Linked DNA regions of Homo sapiens: region 2 is linked to region 1. Evidence: chromatin loops called from intact Hi-C (ENCODE). Cell type or tissue: endothelial cell of umbilical vein. All regions are shown on one strand. Each heading gives the region's core, and the rest is flanking DNA. Links, peaks and the distances in the headings are about the cores only.

Evidence for each region. Peaks named below come from ENCODE experiments on the same cell type or tissue, not always from the same donor. Only the 100,000 strongest peaks of a DNase experiment are listed, where the experiment ranks them.
Region 2: it touches region 1 in a loop (9-fold over the local background); 2 of 110 quality-filtered maps call a loop at or near these places.

Annotation. Positions count from the first base shown.
Region 1 is chr9:134,443,405-134,458,999 of GRCh38, forward strand. LOC105376311 (a long non-coding RNA gene) reads left to right here and starts at 1,799. Exons shown (of 5, transcript XR_007061841.1): 1 at 1,799-2,155. RefSeq lists enhancers at 1-512, 10,945-11,780, 12,124-13,061, 13,062-13,998 and silencers at 3,657-4,064, 6,239-6,533. In endothelial cell of umbilical vein, for the core only: a CTCF peak has its summit at 6,333 (motif pointing right); a DNase peak (open chromatin) is centred at 6,387.
Region 2 is chr9:134,772,519-134,782,842 of GRCh38, forward strand. COL5A1 (collagen type V alpha 1 chain) reads left to right here. Exons shown (of 66, transcript NM_000093.5): 26 at 272-316; 27 at 2,341-2,394; 28 at 7,584-7,628; 29 at 10,149-10,202. LOC124902301 (a long non-coding RNA gene) reads right to left here and starts at 3,362. Exons shown (of 2, transcript XR_007061843.1): 1 at 699-3,362; 2 at 1-156. RefSeq lists enhancers at 803-1,304, 5,715-6,324, 5,879-6,138 and a silencer at 5,057-5,202. In endothelial cell of umbilical vein, for the core only: CTCF peaks have their summits at 6,560 (motif pointing right) and 9,574 (motif pointing right); a DNase peak (open chromatin) is centred at 6,543.

The sequences.
Region 1 (15,595 bases), core at 3,160-11,159:
ATCCCACCACCTCGGTTATGGAGCTGATTAGGAACCCGAGTGTCCCCAAGGACAGATGCCCCGGCGCCTGCTGCGGCGTGAAGCAGCCCTGCCCCCTGCTGGCGACGCTGGGACAGCGCGGGTCCTCCAGTCCCTTCTTGCTCCTCCAGGCCTGTGGGTGCCACAGTGGCTTCCGGCAGTGGGGTTGATTACTGTGAGTCAGAATCACCTGGGCGCTCCGCCACCCAGCCATACCCCTGCTCACTGCAGCAAGCGGTCCAGTCAGGAGCCGGCTTCATCCCAGTTTCACCAAGATGCCTCAGCAGTCAGCTGTTCGGGAAGCTGGGCACACAGCCCTACTGGGTGCCAGGTGGGCTTGGCCTGCAGCAGGAGCAGGGTCAGGGAAGGTGAGGACAGAGCGCCAAGGAGGGAGGGGGGCGGGTCCTGCCCTCTCTGAGCCTCAGTTTCCCCATCTCCCCACCTCCAAAGTGAGGACAAACTCCCCACTTTCCAGGGCTGTTGTGACCAGGGCCTTGGTCACCCAGAAAATGCTTTAGGAGGAAGCAGCCACTTCCTCCTTTCTTTTGGTGTGAAGAGGCTCTAATGCAGGGCATGGGTGGAGGAGGCCAGGCCGACTTTGCTCCCTGAGCAAAGGGTGGTGAGCAGGAATCCTTGGAGATTTGACCCGGGGTCCACCTCTGGACAAGCACAGGACTGTAGGCCCAGGTTCCAGGGCCTGGGATCCAGGAGGTGGCATCATGGCTTTTGCCCATTATGGGGGATGGGGAAGGTCAGGTACCATGGTGCCCTCCAAGGTGAGCAACGGAGCCTTTGAGGTCCAAGGGCAGGGCAGAGACCCCTGTGTGGGTCAGTGGGGGCATTTGGGAAGCACAGAGAGGAGGCTCAGTGGTCTTCCTTCTTTCTCACTCCTTCCCCCCTCCCTCCCTCCTTCCCCTTCCCTCCTGCTTTCCCCCTCCCTCCTTCCTTCCCTCTCCCCCCTCCCTCCTTCCTTCCCCCTCCCTCCTCCTTCCCCTCCTCCTTCCCTCCTTTCTCCTTCCTTCCCCCCTCCTTCCTTCCCCTGCCTCCCTCTTTCCCTCTTCCTCTCTCCTTCCTTCCCCCTCCTTCCCTCCTTCCCCCGTCCCTCCCTCCTTCCCCCTCCTTCCATCCCCCTCCCTCCCTCCTTTCCCCCTCCACCCTTTCCCCCTCCCTCCTTCCCCCCTCCGCCCTTTCCCCCTCCCTCCTTCCCCCTCCCTCCTTCCTTCCCTCTTCTCTTTCTTTTCCTCCCTACCTCCTTCCTTCCCTCCTCCCTACCTACTTGCTCCCTCCTTCCCCTCCCTCCTTCCTTCCCCCTTCTCCTTCCTTCTTTCCTACCTCCCTCCTTCTTTTCTCCTTCCCTCCCCTCTCTCTCCTTCCCCCTCCCTCCCTCCTTCCTCCCTCCTTCCCTCTGGTGGCAGGTGCCTGTAATTCTAGCTACTCAGGAGGCTGAGGCACGAGAATCTCTTGAACCTGGGAAGCAGAGGTTGCAGTGAGCCAAGATCTTGCCACTGCACTCTAGCCTGGGAGACAGAGTGAGACTCCATCTCAAAAAACAAAACAAAACAAAACAAAAACAAAAACCACAAACAAACAAAAATGTGAGAAGGACATGAGATTTGGGAGGGGCCAGGGTTTGGCTCTGTGTCCCCACCCAAAACTCATGTTGAATTATGATCTTCCATGTTGGAGGAGGGGCCTGATGGGAGGGGACTGGATCATGGGAGTGACTTGCCCCTTGCTGTTCTCGTAATAGTGAGTGAGTTCTCACGAGATCTGGCTGTTCACTCTCTCTCTCTCTCCTGCTGCCATGTAGGACGTGCCTGCTTTCCATTCGTCTTCCACCACGATTCTAAGTTTCCTGAGGCCTCCCCAGCCATGCCTCCTGGACAGCCTGCAGAACCGTGAGCCAGTTAAACCTCTTTTCTTTATAAATTACCCAGTCTCAGACTGTTCTTTGTAGCGGAGTGAGAACGGACTGAAACAGCACCTGATCAGCCCTTAGGACAGTCAAGGTCATCAAAGACAAGGAAAGTCTGAGAAACTGTGACAGCCAAAAGGAGCCTCAGGAGACACGATGACTGAATGTCCTGTTGCGACATAGATAAAGGTGTATCAGTGCTGGCTCATGATTGCAACAAAGGTGCTAGACTAACGTGAGATGTTAGTGTGAGCAGAGCTAGGCGTGGGGCATATGGGAACTGTAGTATCTTTGCAACTGTTCGGTACATCTAAAAGCTATTCTAAAATTTAAAAAGCTAATTTTAAAAACTGAAAGCAGCATTTATATATATGAAAAAGTTGGCTGAGGTCCCTGTAATCCCTGCACTTTGAGAAGCCGAGGTGGGCAGATTGCTTGAGCCCAGGAGTTTGAGATCAGCCTGGGCAATGTGGAGAAACCCCATCTCCACGGAGAAACCCCGTCTCCACCAAAAACCCCCACAAAAATTAGCTGGGCACAGTGGTACATGCCTGTAGTCCCAGCTACTCAAGGCTGAGACAGGAAGATCACTTGAGCCTGGGAGGTCAAGGCAGCAGTGAGCTATGGTCGCCCTGATGCACTCCAGCCTGGGCAACAGAGCAAGACACTGTCTCAAAAATAAAAAAGTCACAGACTGTTGCCTAAGTCCTTATGGAAACCAACCTGCTTACTGAAGACCTATCGTGAGACATTCCAGCAGTTAGAAATAAGGACCTAGCTTTTCCAGAGCGATTCCACGCCTTTGCTAATCCCCACAGTCAGATGTGCTAGTGGAGACACACAGAATGGGGGAACGGGGTTGGTGATGGGAGGAGGCCAATGGGGTGACTTTTTTTTTTTTTTTTAAACAGAGTTTTGCTCTGCCACCCAGGCTGGAGTGCAGTGGCACGATCTTGGCTTACCGTAACCTCCACTTCCAGGGTTCAAGTGATTCTCCTGCCTCAGTCTCCTGAGTAGCTGGGATTACAGGCACATGCCACCATGCCCAGCTTTTTTTTTTTTTTTTTTTGTATTGTTAATATAGACAGGATTTCACCATGTTGGTTAGGCTGGTCTTGAACTCCTGACTTCAAATGATCTGCCAGACTTGGCCTCCCAAAGTGCTGGGATTACAGGCGTGAGCCACCACGCCCGGCCCAGTGAAGTGACTTTTGAGGCTGACTGCCCCCCCAACTCCTTCCCCCTCACCCCCTCCTACACTTCTAAGGTTGGGGTGCGAGTCACTTGAGGATCCTGGCCCAGGTGTGGAGGGGGACGCTGCTTCCCACAGTGCTCGCTCACGGCAGGTAACTGTGGAAGAACCGTAGCCCAGGTTCTTCCTGGGGGGCTGGGGGGCTGCTGGATTCCACCTGAGCAGGCCCAACACCCACCTGCCCAGCAGCATCTTCTTTGCACCACTGCACGGCTGCTGAACGCGGCCCTCACGCCCTTCTCACATCTGCCTGGCCCTTACCGGCGTAGCAACGTCCTTCATCTCCAGGGGCTTCATGTTGTCCTCCCAGCAGCTCCGTGAAGGAGGAGGGGCAGGGGTGACAAGCCCAGGTTCACAAAGGAAGCAGGGCTGGAGAGAGACGGGTCTCACAACCTACACAACAGTGTCAGGACTCTCAGGAAGATTGTCTTTGCTGGTCAGCGGTGGCCTTGTTCCCACAGAGTGATCAGAGAGGGGCTTTCCTTAAGGGCTTCAAAGGGAAGCCAGGTGGGCCTGTAGCACTTCCCTGCTCTCCTGCTGCCCGTCCTGGAAGGAGGGAGGCGCTTTTGGGAAGCTTCTCGCTGGGCTCCTCTCGCCCGGCACTCACTGGGGTGCAGCTGTCGGAAGCAGCATGTCCACCCTCCAGCACACACGGCACATTTGCCACCGCAGGCCTGTTCCCTGGTAGCTGTCACAGCTGGGGAAGCTGAGGCTGGTGCATGACCAGCAGTGGTCAGGAGTGCTGCTCTCACCTGGGAGCAGGAGGAACACGTAGAATCTGGAGCAGCACCCTGAGCGAGTCAGGTGCGGAGACTCAGTGCCCTATCACCCAGAGGGAGGAGGATGCGGCTGGTGGGGCACCAGGGTGCTTGGGCCCAGCTGTGGGGCTTCCTCCAGGCTGAGTGGGGTGGCGGTGGGCAGGGGTTTCTCTGGAGTCCTGGCCCTGGACCTGCTGAGCTGGTGATCACTGTTGCACATGCCTGTGACTCGGTTTCCCCTGTTTGGTGTGCCCACTGTCTGTGGGATGGGCATGAGACCATCACAGGGCTGCTTGTGGCAAGTCTGCCTCCACAGTTCAGCTCTTGCATTTCAGTCTGAAAGGTCCCCCAGGCTCAGCCTGTTTGGGAGCAGCCTGTGTGCATTGGGGTAGGGGGAAGCAGAAGTGGGGTCCCAGCTCCCAGACACTGCCCACCTGGAGAAGCCATGGCCTGGCTTCCAGGCCCAGTGCCAGTGAACACGCCAGGAGTTGTGGTTGGACCAGGGCCTCAGCTTGACACCCGGGGAGTATCTCACCCCTCTCTGGTTCAGACTCTTGCTGTTGCATAAAAATCCCCCAAGTTCTTGGTCAGTAAGACCTGGGTTAGTGGCCCCAGGGCCAGGGGACTGAAGTAGGGGAGCTTTCCTAACAGACAGGCAGGGTTTGGGGAAGATTTTTCCTTTGTTGGAGGTTGGATGGGGTGGGGGAGGGGAGCAGGAGGACATGGGCTCTGCAGACCCTCTGTATCTCAGGTAGTGGCCAGGAGCCAAGGGCCCTGCTGGTGGTGCTGGCCTGGAATCCAGTCCTCGGTCTCTTCTGCTCTGCCCCTGCGAGATATAAGTGTGGGCTCTGGAGTCACTCACGTCAGCTCCCTGCTCGCTCACCCAGAGCCTCAGTTTCTGCCCCTGTGGAATGGGGCTAATCCTAGCACCTTGCTTGTGGTGCTGCCTGAGCCAAGACCTGCAGTGGCTCCCCTCTGGCATCACTCCAACACTCAGTGAGGGGCAGCTGGGCGAGACTGAGAGCGAGAGACCTTCCAGGTGCCGGGCTTTGCAGCCTCATTGGCCTTTTCTACTAAGGTCCTTTCTCTGGGTGCCCAGGGACGTGGGTGGCTTGCACAGAAGCCATGACAAGTGTGTGGGTCTACTGAGGACCCAGCTGCAGTGAAGGGCCTGGGAGAACCGGAGGTGCATGTGCTCAGGGAGTCTAACCCAGCTGTGGGGCAGAATGTCACAGGGCTGGTAGTGAGAGTGGAAGGTGGGGTCACCTGGACTGCAGGTGCCTGGGGCCAGCCAACTGCAGACTGTCCAGGGAATAGAGGGCCAAGGTGTCAGTGTCACTGGAGGGCATGTGGTGGCAGGGGGCCCTGGGTGGGGACACGTCAAAAGGGCAGGACCCAGGAATTTTCCAGTAAGTACAAACCTAGTGAACTTTGGGTGCAACAAACAAGCTACTTGAGTTACAAACAATATACTTTAGAGAAAAGCAAACAATTTGCCAAAAAACCCCAAGTGAACTAGGAGCAAATGGAACATGGATTGAGGGGGCCATACAGCCATTTGACCATTCTAGTTGGTAGCAGGGGCTGCTGACAGCACTGTGATGAGAAGGACTCTGAGGCTTTGTCTGGGTGCAGCAGACACAGGCTTGATGGGACTGTCACTGTGCAGCTGTGTTCTTCATTGGGTGAGTTGGAAAGCGAGGGTGTGGGAAGGCAGACAGCTTAAAGGTCCAAGGCCAGCAGACTTTGTTCCACTGTCCTCCTGAATTTGGAATTTGGTGGTTTCTTTCTGTTGGACATGTCACCCCTCTTGGGGCTCTAGAAACTCCACCAGTCCCTGAACACCCACCCTGCCCCACCCCACCCCCGACACATAGGCAGAGACCTTGGTTTTGTTTGGAGAGTTACAACAGCTGATAAAGCTGGGTTGCAATTTTCTGAGTCCCCACTGGGTGGCAACCTCTAATTATTCCAAGTTTTAGGGTTTAGAAAACGAAAATACCTTACTGAAGAAATTCAGTAAAACCTATCTTTGCCGCTGAATTATGTGGATGACAGCACTGAATTTTGTCATGTTCAAGGAAGGAGGCATCTCATGGACCCTTTGTCTTCCCTGCAAGGGGCTCTGTTTCCTTGGCATGCAGGGCAACACTTGATGGGAACTGTGGCAAAAGCAACTTCCCCAGAGGTCAGGATGCTTGTGAAACCTCATCACAACGGAATATCCTCAGCTTGCTCCCCCAGAGAGGCCATGGGAGCTGTATGCAGGGTCAGCCCTACTTGGGTATCTTTAGTATACACAGAGCGAGGGGAAAACATCCTAAGGTGCCTCCATCGGCTCAGGACATAGCGGTCCCTGGTGCCGTGGCTGTCAGCATCCCTATCCACCACCTGAGGGCAGTGTCATCCTGCAGAGTGCACCCGGCAACCAAACTGGTGGCCCCTGCTGACTGGCTAAGCTCTGATGTTTCCCTGGCAACCACCTCCCGGCTCCTCCCTCTCCCATTTGCCCAGCCCTGGAACATGCTGCTTAGTTTGATTTGCAGATGCTGCCTTTTTGCTCTCTGTCCCCATGCTTAGGGGCCAAGATGCTGCCCCAGAATGGACCGTGGCGGGCTGTAGAAGCAGGGACGGACCCGCATATGAACATCCCTGATTCCGTCTTAGCTGAAGGGTCCTCCTTTTCCTCCAGTGCTTGTGTTTCCCACATCCTGCTCTGGAAATGAAGAGCAAAATACAGAGAAGGGGCTTTCAGGGCCAGGAGTGAAGGCAGAGAACTGTGTGATGCTTCTGCGATTCCCCAGGCAGAGCCCCTGCACCCCTCCTTGCCTGCTGCCCATCTCATGGGCTGGGGAGAGTGCCCTTCCCCTGCTTGCTGCTGAGGGGAGGGAGGGGATGCAGAACACTGTGGTTCAGAAGCATGGAAGTGTGGTGCCTGGGACATCTGCCCTGATTAGTCCCAGGGGAGATTTGTGGTGGTCCTTCTGGAGCAGACCTTGTCAACTACAAAGCGACTATGAATTCTAATGAGTTGAACCCCACTGGGACACAACTAAGTTGTCCCCAGAGACTGCAGGAAGCCTCAGGAGGGTGCCTTCTGAGGTCAAAGGAAGACAGAGGGGAGAAAGTGGCATGCCTGGGGCCTGCTTGTGGTGCCTGGCCTTGAGGCTGGTGGATGCCTGCATCTGGAGCTGGAGCCCTTGGTCCCAGATAAGCATGTGAGGAATCAAGTCATGGGGAAGGCAGTGAGTGTGGGAGGTGGTGGTGGGGTTGCTGATTTGGACAGCATGGCAGGTGGGGCCTCCACGGGAAGCCGACCTGTCCTAGTCCACTTGGGCTGGGTGGCTCACAGACAGCAGCTTATTGCTCATGGTCCTGGAGGCTGGAAGTCCAAGATCAAGGCACCTGCGGATTTGGTATCTGGCAAGGGCCCATTGCTGGTTCAGAGCTGGCTGCTTCTGTCTGCATCCTCACATGGCAGAAGTGAGCAAGGCAGTTCTCAGAGACTTCTTTTATAAGGGTGCTCATCCCACTCATGAGGGCAGAGCCTCCCAGAGGTCCCATCTCCCAACATCATCATCTTGGAGGTTAGGATTTCAATGCATGACTTTTGTTGAGACACAGATATTCTGTCTATAGCACAACTACACAGCAATACAGGGAAAGGCATCCCAGGCTGGGGGAACAGCATATACGAAGGCTCAGAGGCAGGAGAGAACTGAGGTGTGCAAAGAGTAACACAGAGACACATGGGGAGAGAGGCTGGTGATGAGGCGGGGACCATTGGGGCTGAGGGTTCTCCATGTTGCCCAGGCAGACATGTGCTGGAATTGCTGGATGTATCGCCCAGACATCCAGCAATTCCAGTGCTTCTTCTCAATCCCCCTTCGAATGCCTCTTTCACCTTTCACAAACGTTTCCTCCTGCTCAGGAGGCTTGCCTGGCCTGTGTCTTTGCTCCCTCCTTCCCTTCCCTCTCTCCCTCCATCCCTTCCTCTGCCTTATAGACTCCTCCCTGAGAAGAAGGCCAGCTCCCAGTCTTCCCAGTCTTCCCCTCCCTCAGGCCCAATCCAGCCTGAGCACGGTCTGGATTTAGTCTTTAGGCTTGGTCAAGAGTGTGTTTGCAAACCTCTTCACTCCTTGCTGGCTAGAGCTTCCCATCTTCTTAACCAGGTCCCCTGAGACTCCAAGGCAGGCACCCACTGGGGCTGATCACATGAATAAATTGGGTGTAGTTCCAAGAGGTGGGAACTGTGGTTTTGTAAATTTCACAAGTTGTCTGCATTTCACAAGTGCACAGGTGTACCATGGTGAATCAGAGGCTCCAAGGCAAGGCTCATGGTGTTTAGCCCTGTGCATACACCACCTCATCTCCCTACCCATCTATTCACCCACCCACCCATCCATCCATCCACCTACCCATCTACCTACCCACCCACCAATCCATTCATCCATCCATCCATCCATCTACCCGCTTACCAATTTATCCATCCATCCATCTATTCATCCATCCATCCATCTACCCATCTATTCACCCATCCACCCATCCATTCACCCATCCATCCATCTACCCACCCACCAATCCATCCATCCATCCATCCATCCATCCATCCATCCATCCATCCATGCATCCATCCATCCGCTTACCAATCCATCCATCCATCCATCCATCCATCCATCCATCCATCCACATCCACCTACCCACCCACCAATCCATCCATCCATCCATCCATCCATCCATCCATCCATCCATCCACATACCCTCATCCACCCATCCACCCATTCACTCACCCAGTCATCCATCCATCCATCCATCCATCCATCCACACACCCATCCATCCACCCAACCACCCATTCACTCACCCAGTCATCCATCCATCCATTCATCCATCCATCCACCCACCCACCCAGTCACCCATCTGTCTACTTATCCATTCACCCAGTCACCTATCTATCCACCCAGCCAACCCACCCATCTATTCATCCATCCATCCACCCTCCCATCCATCCACTCATCCACCCACCCACCCAGAATTCATCCATCCACCTATTCATTCAGCAAATACAGACTGGAAATTGCATGGATTAGGTCCTGTACTTGGCTCCAGGAGAGAGCAGAGTTTGCAGAGTCTGTTCAACAGAAATCCAATGTGAGCCATATATGTAATTAATTTAAAATTTCCTAGTAGCCACACTAAAACCAGGTGAAATAAGTGTAATATTTTATTTAACCCGATACATAAACAATATTATAATTTCCACATGCAATCAATATAACAATTATTGAGATATTTTACATTCATATTTTGGTGGCAAGTCTTTGAGATTTGGTGTTTATCTTAGCCTTATAGCACATCTCAATTTGTACAGGTCACATTTCAGGCTCTCGAAACCACATGTGGCAAGTGGCTTGTGCATTGGACAGTGCAGGTCTAGAATATTCTCATGGTGTTGCATGTGGGCAGCAAATGTGGGCTGATCTGTGCCATGAGGAGGCCATAATCAAGGTGCGATGGGAATATGGAGGAGAGGCAACCATGGGTAGAGGAGGCTGAATGGCTTCCCAGAGGAGGCAGCACTGGAGCAGGGCACTGACGGATGAACAGGAGTTCTTCAGGTGCGAAATAGGGAAAAGAAAATCTCCCAATTCCCTGGTGCCCCAAGTAGGGCTCATGAAGGTCCAGGTCAGCTTGAAGAAACCAAGGGCCTTTAATGACCTCCCCACCAGGTGCTCCTTATAGACCCATGGTTCAAATCATCTTATTCCTGCCCCCTGGGCCAGTGTTGACGTTTCCCCATCTTATAGTGACGAACACTGGGGCCTGGAGGTCCAGCTGCTTACAGCCACGGTTTTCAGAGCATCTACCATGAGCTAGAGCTCCACCCCAGATGGTGGGGTTGGAAGTACAAGGAGAAAAGGAGGTGTGGAATAAGGCTCCTTGCTCTGAGCCCGTAAGCTCCCTCTGGGTGGGGGCTCTGTGGGTTGGTGCTGGGAGACTCGCTGTCCCGCTGACCTGCCTTCTCCCATAGATGGTGGCCCTTGAGACCACATGGAACCAATTTCCCAATTAAGCTAATTGGAAGAATCATGGCATGCCTTTCTGGTTATCGGCCTGGGAGGGCAGAATGGTGCCTGCGTGCCGAAGAGTCCATAAACGTTGAGCTATGCTGGCCAGACCATTGGACGGTATCACCTGGTCCAACCACTGTTTATGAGGACTTCCCGAGATCACTGAGGCTTTTAGGCTACTGTGCGTGTGCCTGTGAACTTCCAGGCCCTGTACCTGCATGTTATAGGAGGAAGTGCTGGGGTGGGGGGCTGTGGAGGGGCTCCTGAAACTTGTCTATAACCAGGCATGGCCATCTGGCTCTCACTTGGGTGGACTTTCTTAGGTCTAACTGCAATCTCTCTTGCTGCTGACTCAACATGCCCCCTCCCCCTCCCGAGTGGTTGGGGCCCCAGGTGAGCACTGGCCGGCGGGGCTGCTCACGATTGCTATCCAAGACCAGCCTGGAAAGCTGCCATTTTCATTAAAACCCTTAGACATGAATCTTCCAAAATGTTTCTATGAAGAATCCAAAGGAACCCGTGTCAGGGACATCCTTAGCTGGATGGGCAGCCTGGGAGCGGCGGCATGGGAGCAGCAGCATGGGAGCGGCCGGCCTGGGACAAGCTCCGTGTGACCACAGGCTCATCCTTTCTGCTCACTCGAGGTCTCGGCTTTCCCTTTTGTGGAAAGAGGGAGTTGTTCTGGAATCCACACCCTATGGTCCGTGTGATTTGGTGGGGGCAGCAAGGAGGCCTCCCCCTCCCCTAACACTGCCTCCCTGCTGCCCGGGATCACAGCCGCTGGGCTCCGTCCTGAGGGTTTAGCACTGCCCTCCCCTTTCTCAGATGCTTGCTGCACATTTCAGGGTGGAAAGGGCCCGACCTCATTCTTTCTGGGAGTCCGAAGAGGTTTGAGCAGGGCCCAGCACGTGGCCACTGCAAAGAGCGCTTGCTCTCAAAACCCAAGCTCCACCTTAGTTCAAGAGAGACGCCGATACTTCCCAGGAGGCAGCCACCACCAGGCCCCCAGTTCTAGGGCCCCCGTCAAGGCATGGGCCAGGCCCCATTTGTCTCCTCCACTGCTGAAGAGGCGGGGCCAGGGGTGACAGGAGCAAGCTGCATGAGATCAGGGTGGGGTTCTGGCACCATCCCAGGCTGGCTCTGTGACCTGGGCACGTCATAACCCCTCTTCCTGCCTCCATCCCACATCATCTGTAAAATGGAGGTGACGCCAGCTGCCCTGGCTCCCACTGGACTGTAATTTTGTCTGTGGTTTTCTCCGCCTCCTCCCCTCTCCTGCCTCAGTCGGGACTCATTCAAGCTGATCACCTCCCAGTGGGGTGCTGGTGGGTTCTGGTCACTGTGCAGGAAAGGGTTAACTCAGCAGGCCTGAGTTGTCCACACCCTGCACATTCCAAAGAAAGGTCTGGCTCTGGCCTAGCTCCTGGGAGGTGACCTCTGACCTCTAGCCACTTGAAATATACTGCGTGATAAGTGTCTGTGTTTGCTTGGGGGTCTTGGGCCACCCTAGTGACCGCGCTAATGATGTCATTTACAGTGGGACCTTGGGCTGTGCTGTATCGGCTCATCATCCTGGGGATGAGACCAAGGCCAAGCACACGGGCAGTGAGGCATGTCTTTGCGATGGACCCCCAGTAGGAACCCTGAGCCCCGAGGCGTGGCTGGGCCCCCCTGGCTGGTGCACACCATTCTGGGAGAATTGAGCATCGTCTGCCCGACTCTACTGAGAGAAGACCCCTGGGTGCTGGAGTCTGGTCTCCCCTAAACCCTGCCCTCTAGAGATGCCCAGTTTGCTGGTTCGAGGCTATGTCCTTTCACGGCGCTAAACCCTGACCTCGGGTATCGCTGCCTGGCTGAGTTCTGTGAGCCAGTCCAGCACGTCCCTGAGCCTGAGGGTGGTTTGGGGACCCTGAACTGCAGTGTCAGCATTTCCATGGATGGGTTCTGAAGGCAGGTGATGAGGAGGTGTCAGCCTGGGTTGACTACGAACTTTCAAGTCCTATTTCTGAAACAGCCCTTGGAAGGTTCGGGGGCCATTTTACCCCCTCTAGACATTTTGCTGAGCCTTTGCCTGGCCTTGACACCTGTCTCCACCTGTCCACGTTCCCAGCTCTGCCCACCAGGGACTGTGCCTACACCCAGGGATGGCCTAGGTCAGAGAGGGACAGGCTGTGGACTGAGGTCAGGCGTGAGCCAGCCCTGCCTGCCCCCTACAGTTGGGAATCCTCTGGGCGAGGGAGGCAGACAGGACAGAGGGATGCCGCAGGGGAAACCTACAGGTGTCCCCTTTCCCTGGAAATGGCGGACCTCCTTCTCCAGAGACCCTCACGTGCGTCTCTCTCAGGGACGCCTTGGGCCCCCACGGCGTTTGTGCCCAGCTGCCAGGCCTCTGATAAAGCCGCTTCCTCGCCTCGGCCCCCCTTCCCTGCCTGTGCCTCAGGAAACCCTGGGCCTCCTTCAAGGCCCTTCCCCTGTAAGCCCCTCCGTGTCGGGCTCTGCTGTGTCTTCCGAGACCACACCTGTCCTAGGTGCCTGGGTCCAGGTGAGGCGCTCCCTGCTGCCAGCAGTGGACAGAGACTGGTTTTAATTAAAGCTCCCAGCAACCACCCCTATCGCCGTGGAAACAGAGGTTCCGGTGGAGACGTGGCTCCCAGGCCACACGTGTAAGTAGCGCAGCTGGGAGTGGCGCCCGGAGCAGCCCGAACCCAAAGGCTGATCTTGACCGAGGTGCCCTGCTCCTTCCCGGCCGCGGTCTCCACTCGGCCCACTGCTGGGCCAGGGCCGCAGCGGCCGGAAGGGGCTGTCCCTCATGCACCGTGGCCCTCCGGCCTTGTCTCTCAGCGCCCAGACCCCAGGCACAAGGAGGCAGGGGGCTGGGACCTGCCTGGAGCCTGCTGCCCCAGCTGCTGACGTGGTCGCCCCCGCCCACCCTGTAGACGTGGCCGCCCCCACCCTGCCACGTCGCCACTTCCACCCTGCAGGCAGGAAGCTGCACGCTCTCGCTCTCTTTGTGTAACTTTTGGAGGGTTGTAGTTGCAGGAAACATCTGGATGTGGCCCAAGGAACATAATAAAAAAAAAAGGGAGAGCCGCGGGGAGAAGGCAGGGCTGGGGGAGGTTTGCAAAAGCCATCTGATTTCACTTTGCAAAGACAACTGCAATTATGCCTCTGAGGGTTTGCAGTCACTTCACATTCTAGCCATGCGGTGACGTCAGTGGGAAACTATGAAGCTCGCGGACTGCGTGGTGACACACACCCCACGAAACATGGCTCGGGCCAGCTGCCGGCCATGCTCCAGCCCGACAGCCCACCAACAGGGGTCTCTCCCAGAAGGAGGGAAGCTGTAGCTGGGAGAGGGGGTCCCTAACTTTGGACATGCTGGGTTGTCCCCAATCGCCCTCCGAGCTCCAGCTGTGCCTTCCCCTGCTCAGCCTGCATCTACCCCATCTGACCCCACAGGCTCCTGGACAGAAATGGCCCGGCCTTGCCTAGAGCTAAGCTTCCACTCCAAGGCAGAGCTATGGGGGTCCGGGCTGGCAGGGGGGCCATGGCCAGGCCCTCAGGGCTCCCTGCTTTCCAATGGCCCCAGGATCAGCGGTTTCCACAGTGTCCTGTAGCATGCGGCTGGGTGTCTCCATCGTCCCAGCATCCTGTGGGGTGGGCCGAGGGTCTGTGTCCCTCTATGTCCCGTGGGGTGGACCCCGGGTCTGTGTCCCCCTGTGTCCTGTAGGGTATGGCTGGGGTCTGAGTACCTCTGTGTCCTGTTGGGTGGAGCTGGGGTCTGTGTCCCTCTATGTCCTGTGGGGTGGGGCCGTGGTCTGTGTCCCCCTGTGTCCTGTCAGCTGGGGCTGGGGTCTGTGTCCCTCTGTGTCCTGTGTGGTGGGGCCGGGGTCTGTGTCCCCCTGTGTCCTGTCTGGTGGAGCTGGGGTCTGTGTCCCTCTGTGTCCTGTGTGGTGGGGCCAGTGTCTGTGTCCCCCTGTGTCCTGTCGGGTGGAGCCGGGGTCTGTGTCCATCTGTGTCCTGTGTGGTGGGGCCGGGGTCTGTGTCCATCTGTGTCCTGTGGGGTGGGCCGGGGTCTGTGTCCCTCTGGGTCCTGTGGGGTGGGGCCGGGGTCTGTGTCCCCCTGTGTCCTGTGTGGTGGGGCTGGGGTCTGTGTCCCCCTGTGTCCTGTCGGGTGGAGCTGGGGTCTGTGTCCCTCTGTGTCCTGTGGGGTGGGGCCAGTGTCTGTGTCCCCCTGTGTCCTGTGGGGTGGGGCCGGGGTCTGTGTCCCTCTGTGTCCTGTGGGGTGGGGCCGGGGTCTGTGTCTCTCACAGTGTCCCCAGCTTCTGGTCACTATCTCTGTCCCTCCTGCCCTGGGGTCATCCTGAGCTGGGTCCTGCCTGCCCTGAAATCTCAGGAGCTGGGGTGGTTCTCTCTGCTGCTTCTCTGCCCAAGAGTCCAAGGGCTTCCCAGGGACAGTGCTGCACCCTGATGGAGCCCAGGCCTCTGGGCGAAGGACACAGCCTCTCCCAGACCTGCCCCAGACCCCTGAGGCTTTTTAGTGCAAGGGGACCCCCAGGGCAGGAAGGGTTTGCCTGCCACGTGGCAAGTACTTCTGCCTTGAGGCCGTCACAGACAGGGTCTCTGGACTGTGGTGTAGTGTCCTGTCATCTCCAGGTGTAGTCTCAGAAACGCCTTGAAATGAAGCCTGAAGGGGAAGCCCAGTTCCATGGTGTGGACGAGCGTGTCTGCCGGAGGCCTCGGAGTCGCATCCACCGGTGTTTATTGACAGCTGACTGGTGCTGTGCCCTGAGACCCAGGCCCTGCCCTCTGGCACTCAGTCTACCAGGGGCCAAGGCCTGCACCCTCCCTCTGGGCTCACCTTGGTCAAGCCTCTGGTGGACTTTTAAGGCCCACGGGGAACCCCCCCACAGACCCCCTTCCCACTCTGCAGGTGGGCCGCTGAGGCCTCTGCAGACGGGCCTGAGCAGCAGGGCCTGTGCTTGTCGAGGCCCCATGGCTCCCGCCATGGCCAGGGTGAGATGCAGAGGGCCACGGAGCCTGCGGTGGGGCCCTGGGGTTTGACACTGGGGCCCTGCCTGGAATGGGGCCTTGGTGTGATGGGAGCTGGGGGTGGGGTGGAGCCTGCCTGGGCCGAGGGGCTGTCTGGTCGGGAGCGATTCTTCAGCAGCAGAGACTTGAGTCATGGCTGGGGCCTCCTGGCCTCTGGGGGGACCTTAAGACATTTTTTCCATGGAAAGTAGCTGCTGGCTCTCTGCTTACCGGGGAGCTCTCTGTCCCCTCCCACTGCCTGCTGAGGGTTTGGTGGGGGCTGCTTCACTTCTTTGCTGGACTTTCCACTGGCCTGGATGGGCCGAGAGCTCCAGGCAGGGACCGGACAGCCAGACTCTGGACCCAGTCCCAGCCTGCAAGTGCCTGTCCTCTGAGCCTGAGTTTTGCCTTCTGCCAGGGTGAGGGCTCTGGGTGAGGCTAGACGCTGAATGGCAAGGACTGGGCTGTGATGGGACGCTGGGCTCCAGGTCTCTGTTAACTCTTTAAGGGAAAGGTGGGGCGGGATATGGAGGGAGTGGCGCGCATCATCCT
Region 2 (10,324 bases), core at 2,325-10,324, 330 kb after region 1:
AGTCTCTGGCCTTGGCCGGGGTTGGGCCAGGGTCAGGCTTATTGTTCCCATTTTGCAGATGGAGCAGCCGAGGTTCAGGGCCTGGCGGCTCGGGGAGGCCGGGCTGTGCTTGGCTGCCTGGCCAGCTGCCTTCGACTTCTGGTGCTCTCAGTTTTCCTGGGGAGGAAGGGAAATGGGCTCCATGATCATGGATGCTACGCAGGGAGGGGAAGCGAGGGAGGCTGCTTTCTGGAGTGGCACTGACTAATCAATGCTTCTTCTTTTGTGACAGGGACACCCTGGCAAAGAAGGCCCTCCAGGAGAGAAAGGAGGTCAGGTGGGTGCTCGCCACGCCCTCCTACCCTTCAGCATCCAGGTGGGGCGGGTCCAGGTGCTCTGGGCTCAGCCTCTGCTCAGGGACATCCAGCTTGGAAAGGAAGGAGCCGGGGACACTCAGCCCTTCCTCAGGTGTCTCCGCCAAGGGACCCAGCCTGGGGGGGACACAGGCCTTTTCCCCAAGAAGCGGGGCACCCCTCTCTGGGTCAGTGCCCCTCACCCCACCCTCCAGTTGCTGCCCATGACCGGATCGGGTGCCCATGACCAGATGGGGTGTGGGCAGCAGGGCAGTGTCTCCGTGTTCAGCCCTGGTCTTGACTCTGCACAAGCTGGGTGGCCTTTGAGTTTTGGGGAGATGCTATTATGAATGGGGACAGACCTACCAGGTCACGCCGGTGCCAGGGATGGAGTCTTTCTATGGATGACTGTGTCCGACACTGTGAGCGGCTTGTGGTTCCTCCTGCGGGGCCTGCTGGGCTGCGAGGGTCCCATGCAGCACGTCCACCAGCGCCTTCTCTCCACTGCGATTCATGACAAAGCTGCTGGGCTGCAAGCACCTCTGTGGGAAGAGCCTCCAGACGGGAGGAGTAGCCAGTGGGGACTGCTCTTGCTGTCCTGGTGTGCGCCAACCTTCGTTCACCCCAAGACTGCTTTTCTTGTGTGTTGAAACCGCACACCGAGCTCATGGTCGTCGGGAGCCTGGGGCTGAGGGCAGAGGCCCACCTGCTCCAGGGTTCCAGAGGCCCCAGTTGTCACAGGCTCTGGAATCGGGCCTGATTAACATTTATCTCTTGAAGCAGGGCCTGTGCAGGCAAGATGGGGTCTGGGGCCTGGTCCCAGCTCCCCTTGCCAAGGGTGTGGTAGGCCAGGACTGACCCTCCAGGGCAGCAGAGCTAGCGCCAGTCCTCACAGGGAGTTCAATTTCCAGTGCCAGGCCTGCTGGGCAGTGGCACTTCTCCAACGTGCTGCCTCTGAGACCCAGAGCGGTCTGAGATTCGCCACTTCTGCCCCGTTCCCTCTCTTGAAGGTCGCAGCAGCCACTGGGGTGAACCCTCCCCTCGGCCCTTGGCTTCCGTTCACCATGGGAGACCCAGTTCCCGCTGCCTCCAGTGGGGAGTTTACCAGCCCTCCTCCCTGGGCACAGCCTCTTATCATCAGAGGTGGAGGCAGCACCTGGGGCCACCAGAGCTCGCACAGTGCCCGGAACTGGTGCTGACAGGTGGTTGGCACTTGGAGCCCACAGCACAGGCCCACTGTTCTGAGAGCTGGCTTTTCAACTGGAACGAGAGGCATTCACTTACTCCCTGGGACTTCCTGAGTTCCTCTATGTGCCAGGCATCCTGTTAGCGATGGGATACAGCAGGGAGCAAGGCAGACCGGGCCCGGGCCTCAGAGCTGCAGCCTTGCAGAGGAGGCCACCAAGCCCATCCTGCCTGGGAGCTCCAGCCGCTGCCGTGACACCATGTGGAAAGGGGGCTGGGAGGGAGGCGGTGGGAGCCGTTCATCATGCTGGAGTCTTGGGCTGGGGGCATGGGGGCTGGATGCCCACCCCCATGAGCTCTAGTTGAGCATCGGCGAGGCCCTTGGCTGCTGGAGGATGTCTCTTCCCTGTCTAGCAGCCTTGTCCCTTCTCCCAGCCGGAAGCTCTCCTGATTTATTCCAAGGACCTTAGGCTGGGAATGCATTTCTTTAGGGACAACACTCCTTGCAGAGCTCCAACGCTGACCTTTCACCGTCTCACTGTTCCCCCAGCCTATCCCTTATTTCCCTGACTGCCGGGGTGGGGCCAGCGTTTGCTTCACCTCTGTGTCCCGCTCAGCATGAGACACAGCCACACCTCCACTGTCAGTGCAGGCTGTGAACACCTGTGCGAGTCTCCCACGGGGGGCCTCTCTGGAGGCTCTGAGCTGGGATGTTCGCCCTGCTCTCAGCAGGAGGGGTATGCCGAACTCTGGAGTTTCCTGATGTTCCCCAGGCACCTCCACACTGGCATGGGGCTAACGGTCTTTTTCTGTTTGGTTTTAGGGTCCACCTGGCCCCCAGGGTCCGATTGGCTACCCAGGTCCTCGAGGAGTCAAGGTGAGAGAGACTCACGCCACTCCAGGTCGTCCTGGAGGTCAGGGTTGGGACTGTGGGCCTTGGCGTGGCTGGTTTTAGGGAATTCTCTGTGGTTTAATGTCCCTGCTATTCAGTCTGGAGTAGCCCAGTCCTCCCAGTCACTTGTGTGGACGCTAGGTCTCAGGACAGCGGGCCTGAGCAGGTGAGGGTGTGACCAGCTAGAGTCAGGAGGGCTGATATGGAGCACAGGACAGTCTGCAGTCTGGTGACGACGCCAGGGGCGCGCTGGCGGCCATCTGTCAGGACGGGACACGTCCTTTTGCTTCTTGCCTCTTTAATTGTTGCCATTTGTCAGGCTTCTGTCACTCTCCTCGCAGACAGCAGATCCCGGCTGAAGCCAAGAGCCTGGCCTCTTTCCTGGGGAAGCTCGGAAACATTTCTTCCCAGCCATTTGCACATTCCGAGTGAGAAACAGAGTCTGTCTCCACCGATAGCATCTGGGTGGGCCAGCGCTGTCGCAAGGCGGAGTTCATGGGAGCTGTCCATTTATTCACAATCATTCGTGTTTCTGCCATGACGGGCTCTGACAACCTCGTTACATGGGGCGCACAGCTCCAGAGCAATATCCCAGACACAGGTCCCCTCTGTCACAGCCCAGCTAACTGTGTTTGCTCTGAGCTGGGTAATGCAATCTCGAGTTGTGCTGCTCTCTGGACACGGCACGTTCTGTGTAGACAGACATACCCCTAGGCGCACGCGGACCAGCTCTCCTCTTCCTCTGAGAATGGGGACTTGCGGTATCTTAAAGGCTCATGATGATTCTTTCCTTCAAGATGCTTTTAACTGGATGTGAAGGAATATGTGTGTATATATAGCAACTAGTCAAGCTTGAGGGATTTGTAGAAATGACTCACCAGCTCCCCTGCCCCTCACCTCCCTGGTCTGAAGGGCTTTATGCTTTTCAAACATTGTTGCACATCAGAAGTGTGTGGCCGCCCTGGGGCATGGAGGCCAACTGGAAACTGTCGTCTGCTCCGAATCAACCCTCCTGACTCTGGCTGGTCACCCCTCACCTGCTCTGAGAGCCCAAGACATCAGTTTTCAGTGACATGCCCCAGATTACACTAAAATCGAGGCTGCTGTCAGAAATCAAACCAGGTTCCAAATCAAGTGCCCCACCCTTGTCCCCCGGAGGCCCCGACTTCCATTTCCCAGGAATGAGGACCTTCCAAGTTCACGAGGTATTGAAGAGAGACCTCCCAACGGTTGGGAGCCTTAGGCGAGTCAGGTTTTTCCCTAAAGCCAGCTTCTACCAGCAAAATGCCTAGCGAATTTTATAAGGGTGATAATTTAGTAGAAATGCTGATTATGTGAGTTCTATAGCATGTTTATTTTACAAATTCCTGTCGCATAGCAGAAGCCTCTGCCAACTCCCATACATGGCTAATTGCATAACGCTGCTTCTGTGAGCTAAAAAGGTGTTTGCTTTAAAATGTTTATGGAGAATGCTCTTATCTTGCCTATCTGATTAAAATTCATTCATGACATGAGCAATCCAGTTAGACTTGGAAGCAGAGGGTGGAAGGAAAACCGAGGTTTAAAATTATTTTCATCGGGGAAAAAGTTTCTCATACTCCTGTGCATTTGGAAATGTGAGTGGTGTCGGCGCCTCACGAGTTTGGCCCGGGTGGCAGTGATGGTGGCAGGGCGTGGGATTGCGTGGGCCGAGCTGCCGCCATTTGAGGTGAATAGTCCTTGGTGAGAGGGGGCCCGTTATTTTCCACCAAAGCCCTACCTTCTTCCCAGGAAAAGGTTCTTAGTCCAGTGGGGCTGCTATAACCAAAAGACCCTAAAATGGGTGGCTTGTAAACAACAGGGAATTATTTCTCACAGTCCTGGAGGCTGGGAATTCCAAGATCACAGCACCAGCAGATGCAGTGTCTGCGGAAGGCTGCTGTCTAGTTCCTTGATGGTCCCGTCTCACTGTGTCCACACATAGCAGAAGAGGGGGGACGAGCACCCTGGGGCCTCTGGTAAAGGCATAATCCTAATCACAGGGGCTCCACCCTGTGACCCAGTCAGTCACCTCCCCACAGCCCCACCTCCTAGTTCCATTGCCTCAGGTATTGGGGTTCACCATATGAGTTTTTGGTGGACACAGACATTCAGGCCACAGCAGGCTCGTGTTCCTTTGAGTTCACTGACCTTTAGCCCACCTCCAGGCTTCCCTCTGCCTTGCACGTCTGAAGGGGCACCTGTTTAAGCTTGACTGTCAGCAGAGTCAAATCCACCCCTCGTTTAGCCCCCAGCTGCTAGGGGGTTGCCAGGAGGCCCCAAATATGAGTTCACATCCAGGCCTTGGGCGAAAGCCTGTCCCTCTCTGGGCTGTGCGCACATCTGGTCCCAGCCGTGCTGCAGCTCCTGAGTGCTCCTTCCCGGGGCGGCTGGCCGGCCGAGTCACGGATGCCCCAATCCAGCCCTTCCCAGCCAGGGCCACTTCCTGCATGACTGGGGAGTGCCCTCTAATGGGAGGTGCTGCTCACCCCACCACGGACACAGCAGCCCCAATGTCAACAGCCCCGTGGCCAAGAAGCCCTGGGAAGTGCTGGTTCTGTCTAGTTGGTCCCATTCCTCCTACGGGGATCCTGAAACGGTAGAACTGTAGGACCGGGAGGGGTCTCAGGAGGCTGCGGCTGGTTCTGTCTAGTTGGTCCCATTCCTCCGATGGGGATCCTCAAACGGTAGAACTGTAGGACCGAGAGGGGTCTCAGGAGGCTGCGGTCCTACCTGCCTGCTCTCAGCAGGGCATGGGCAGGGAGGGAGCAGCAGCGTCCCCCAGCCTGCCCAGCCAGAGGGAGGAGAGCTGGTGCCAATGCCCCCGGGTGCTGTGCCAGGGAGTTTAGTGCTCCTGGGAAATAATGCCAGCCACACAAACCCAGTCCCCCAGGACTCAGGGCAGGGAGGGGCAGCTGGACATCACCTTGCATTCAGGATCAGACGCTGCTGAGCAGGCTCAACCCTGATTGTATTCTCAGCCACACCTGCGATTTTCCTGTGCGTTTCAGAGGAAATAAGCAGAATCCAAAGTTGCTCTTCTATTTTGCAAGTATGGTGAGGACTCAAAACTGCCCTAAGAAAAGAAAGTAGCTCATCTCCTAAAAAGCCCTTCTTGGTGGGGTTCTGGGGCTGTTGTCTCTGAGGCGATGCCACGCCGTGGTGAGACGGCAGGTGGTTTTCTGGGGCCCCCAGCTCTGTGTCAGCCAGCGTGGCCCTACCTGTTCTCTTTTCAAAACTCTGGGGGCTTCCAGCCAGGATTGCTTTGGAAGAAGGCATCTGCTAGGAAAAAAACACCACCAAGTGCTTAGAAACCACTCGCCTCTCAGCAGCTGGCCCAGCTGAGTCACTTCTCACCTTCCTGGGCTGCCCGGGCCCACAGGTGCTGCCAAGCGCGTGCTGTGCTCAGTGGGGGCAGTGGCCTGCAGCAGGCTGTTCTGAGCCTCCTCGCGGCTTGGCTGGTCGTTCCCACTCAGCCCTGGAATACGCAAGCTGTGTTTGTCCGGCGCTTCCTCTCCATCTTGAGGTCCATGTCCCATCTCAGGCTGGGGTAGAGACTAGCGTAGGAGAGGCTTGTTTGGAGTCGGCCTCCCTGCTTGGGCCAGTGCTGTTTCTGAGCTGTGCCCTGTCCCCCCAAGGCGCTCCATGCTGGCCCACATTAGTGTGCCAAGTGCCAGGCCAGACGAACCAGAGCTGCTCCGAGCCCACCTTGCCCTCCCGGCTGCCTCCGCCCTGTGCTGGGCGTAGAGGGAGGTGTCCCAGGCCTCTCCACTAGTGGTGGCGGCCAGGTGTGAAGCAGACATGACTTCAGCAATGGTGCCTGCAGGTGTAGTGGCAGAACTCTTGCTTGTCTCCGGTGCTCCAAATCCTCCAGTGATTATGGTTCAGGGCAACCACGCCGCTGCCCTGTCTGCGTGGCTGGAAGTGCCTTGCAGCTGGCACTGGAGTGGAAGGCGTTTCTGCAGTTACATCCGCAGCTCCTTGGCAGAGCCAGGGCACGCAGCCCAAGGCCAGCCACCTCTGCAGAAAGGAGCTCCTCCGTGTCTCCATCCCTTCCCAGAGCCCCTCCCTCTCCAGGACCTGGGGAAAGGCCAGAACTGCCAAGTATGTGGGAAGTTCTGACCACCAGAGGGCAGCCGGCAGGCCCTGCGTCCTCCAGTGCTCTGTGGCCCCGGCTTCAGCCTCAGCCTGGAATCCCGGTGCCGGGGGCAGTGTGGCTTCTCTCTCTCTCTCAAGTCCCACGGGCAGGTGGCCTGAGGTAGCCCGAGGTAGTCTCTCTAGCTAAAAGTCACCCTGCTGGGAGGGCTGAAGTCAAAGACATTAACAGCAAGGGTGTGGCTGCGTAATTCCACCCCACAGATTTACCTCCACTGCCCCAGGCGCTTGGCACAGTGAGAGTGTCAGAGAAATAGTCCTGGGCCCCGTCCCAGAAACTCCTGTTCAGCAGGGAGGTGGGATGGTGTGTCCTGAACTCATGACAACTGCAATAAATATGTTATCATCATTCATTAGTAATATCACAGTATCATCTCTTCATGTTAACACGGAGTTGAAATACATGGCACTGGGCTTCTGTTTATTGACACCTGCTGTGTGCTGGGTGCTAGGTGCTGTTCTGAGAGCTTAGCAGGCATTTCCCTCCCAACAGTGGTAACGAGGTAAGGGTTGTCGTCCTCTCCACTTCCCAAATGAGGAAACTGAGGCACGCAGGAGTCTGGGGCATTGTCAGAGGCCATGGAGGGGGAGCTGGGACCTAATCAAGTCTGCCTTAGACCTCACCTCCTGCTTCCTCCCCAAACCTCTGAAAGGTGGGGGTGTTTCTAGAAGATGATGCTATAATGGGAAGCAGGAGGGGTGTGTTGGCTGCCGGGTGTGGGCCCTTGGAAGGGCGGGTCCAGAGCTTGGGCTGGAAGGTGGGGGATGGGTTTGGGTCTTTGCATGAAGAACAGGAGTCAGTGGAGTCAGCCCAGGAATTGTGGACACGCTGGGCCTCCTGAGGCCACAGGGGGACATATGGGAGGAAGTGTGTTGAGGGCAGGGCGCTGGCCTCATCTGTCAGCTTCAGCGAGCTCAGCCTGTCTTGACACGCCTGCGACAGCTCTAGAAAGGCTGAGACTTGTAACCATTCACTCCTTTTTCTTTTCCCACCCGCACAGGGGGCCGATGGCATCCGTGGTCTGAAGGGCACAAAGGGCGAGAAGGTAAGTCTCTCCTTGCAGCCACGGGGCCCCCTGCTTAGTCCGGAGCCGAATTCCAGCCAGCGGGGCCCTCCCACAATGCTTCTTCCATGAAACCAGCTGAGGTGGATGTCGCCTCTGAGTACTGAGGGGGATGGATGCCACTCTGTGGAAAGTGTCTCTGTTTGCAGACGGAAGAAGAGTAAGTTGAGGATAGGCCCTCGGGTCCCCAGGGGCACATCTCCTAGCAGAGCTGAGTGGGTCCAGGGTTTGTGTCTCTGCACAAGGAGAAGGCCTTGGCCCCAGAGACAACACACGGCCCCCCACGTGCCTGCAGGGGCCAGTGGACACCTGTCACCCTCCCCACTCCCAGGTGGGCCGCCTTGCATGGCCGCTGGCACGAGGGTCCACTTAGTTGTTAGATGTTCATCCCTGGGCAGCCCAAGCTGCAGAAACTCACAGTGTGCAGCAGAGCCAGGCAGGGAGGGAGAGAGGCCGTGCCATTGGCCATGGTCCGTGGGGGCAGGTCAGGCCTAAGCAGATCACTGTGGTGAAGACAAAGCTAAACTACACCCCCATGCATGCCTGCCAGAGTCAGAAGCTTGGGTGCAGCCTGCAGCGGCGACAGCCTGAGCCACATGGAGCTGCGTGGCCGGCCACCTTTCTCTTCTCACTGTGGTGGAAGGAAGCTCAGAGCCAAATCCAAGGCCCAGTTATGACACAGATTTAGGCCTCAGGGGCGGCCTCACCGTGCCACCCTCCCCACCGTGGCCTCACGCTCTGTTGTGGGTTCGCCCTGCCATGCCGTGTAGCCATGCAATACTTGCTTTCCGTAAGGCATGTTGGTCCCCTTTGCTGGGCAGACTCTGGGCTCTCCCCTGGCCACGGCGGCCTGCGGGGCTGGAGTGCGGGTGCTGGCGTGATGGTCCACGTGCCGAGACTCCTTATTTGCTACCTGTCGAAGATGTCGCTTGGATCCTTTCTTGTGAAATCTGCCGGCCTTAAAGCCATTCCCGAGGGGACGCATTGAGTGGCCACAACTGGATCAGAAATGATGTGGCAGCAGGAACGCTCTTGTTCCACGGAGTTTGTTGAGCGTGCTGGTCCCTGGTTTCTGTTCTTAGTGTCTGCCCTTGTGGGAGGACCGGCCAGGAGGCCTGAGCCTGTGCCATCTCGGCTCCTTCCCAAGGGCATCCGCACAGCGGAATCCTAAGTCCTCATCCGGGAAAGCTGAGCAGTTTGGCCTCTCCAAGAGCACTGCTTTCTACGTGGAGCCCGTCGGGGCTTCGGAACACGAGGGCCTTACGAACACAGGGTCCCCATCCCAGAATTCCATCCCGTTGGTCCCCGGGAGGCTCCCTCACCTGAGGACCTTTCATCCTTTCCAAGGTGGCTTCACAGAGTCCAGCTTTGCCGCTTGATCTTGTCACGTTTGTCCCTAGCCAGAGACAGGGCTGCCTGAGATGATACTGATTGGGCTGTGCAGGGGATGCCTTCTTGCCAGGAGAGCTCCCGCACTGTTCCCGAGGGCCACGCAGGCAGCCCGACATGGTCTGGGGAAGGAGTGGGGCAGTGCCAAGGGACCGTCTTTGTGGACTTCTGCATTATTTGTGGCCGCTGCTCAGCTTCCAGCACTATGTGAACACTGTGAACAAGTGCCTTGAGGCCCTGGGAGCCCCGGGAGCTGGCGCTGGCTGGAAAGGGCTGGATTCTCACTGCACAGAAAGCTGCCTCCCTTGCGTGTGCCCCCAGCCGGGCCTTGAATGTTTACGACCGGCTGAGTCCCCAGATCCTGTCCTTTCACTCTTTTTGGATCAAGATGTAGCCCCTGAATAATGACAGGAAAAGCCCAGCCAAGGGTCCCCTCTCTGGGAGCCACCCGTGCCCTCTGCTGAAGGATCTGAGGGCTTTTGCCCTGCGGTTTCCGGGATGGGGAACGTCTAGACCAGGGACTCAAACGGACAGCAGGGGGCACTGACGCGCGGCAGCCTCACTTGGGTCCCAGGTTCACCAGTAACCCAGGGGTGCGCGGGCCGCTGACTTCCCCCGCCACCCCCGGCAACACCCCTACCCTTCAGAAAGCACTGCCTGTTACTGCAGTGCCGGCAAGAGCAGGCGTTAGGGATTCTTTGCAGGGGCATTTTCATCCAGCTCCCCGTCCTCAATTGTCACCCCCTTTACCCGTCACTTCAGTGCTTCAGTGCTGATGGGACGCCACAGAGTGCACTGAGAAATGATACCGGGAGCTCAGGGGCCTGGGCTTGCTGAGGCCTCGCCATGCAGAACATTCAGATTCAAACTGGGCCTGCCCAAGAAGCAGGGACGCAGCTCTCTCCAGCTTCAGAACGTTACAGCTGGGAACGCAGAGCTCATGGGAAAGCCATTCTCGAGGGATGGGCCCCAAGCCCACCCCGTCCGGGCCATGTGCTGCCCCCCAAGCGTGGGGGACCTGGTGCTGAGTGTGGTTGTTTGGAGCGGGGAAGGGACCGCCAGGGAGGCGGGTCCTCTTGCCTAGACTAGGGCACTCTCTTGTCCCATATTCAGGGTGAAGACGGCTTTCCTGGGTTTAAAGGAGACATGGGCATCAAGGGTGATCGGGTGAGCATCTCAGGTTTGGGATTTGGGCTGGGGAAAGCTGGGTGGGCTTGGCCGTGTGGGAGGGGGTGGGGATGTTTGCCGCCACAGGGCAGCTTCTCAGAATGGAGGTAAACTCTTGGTAG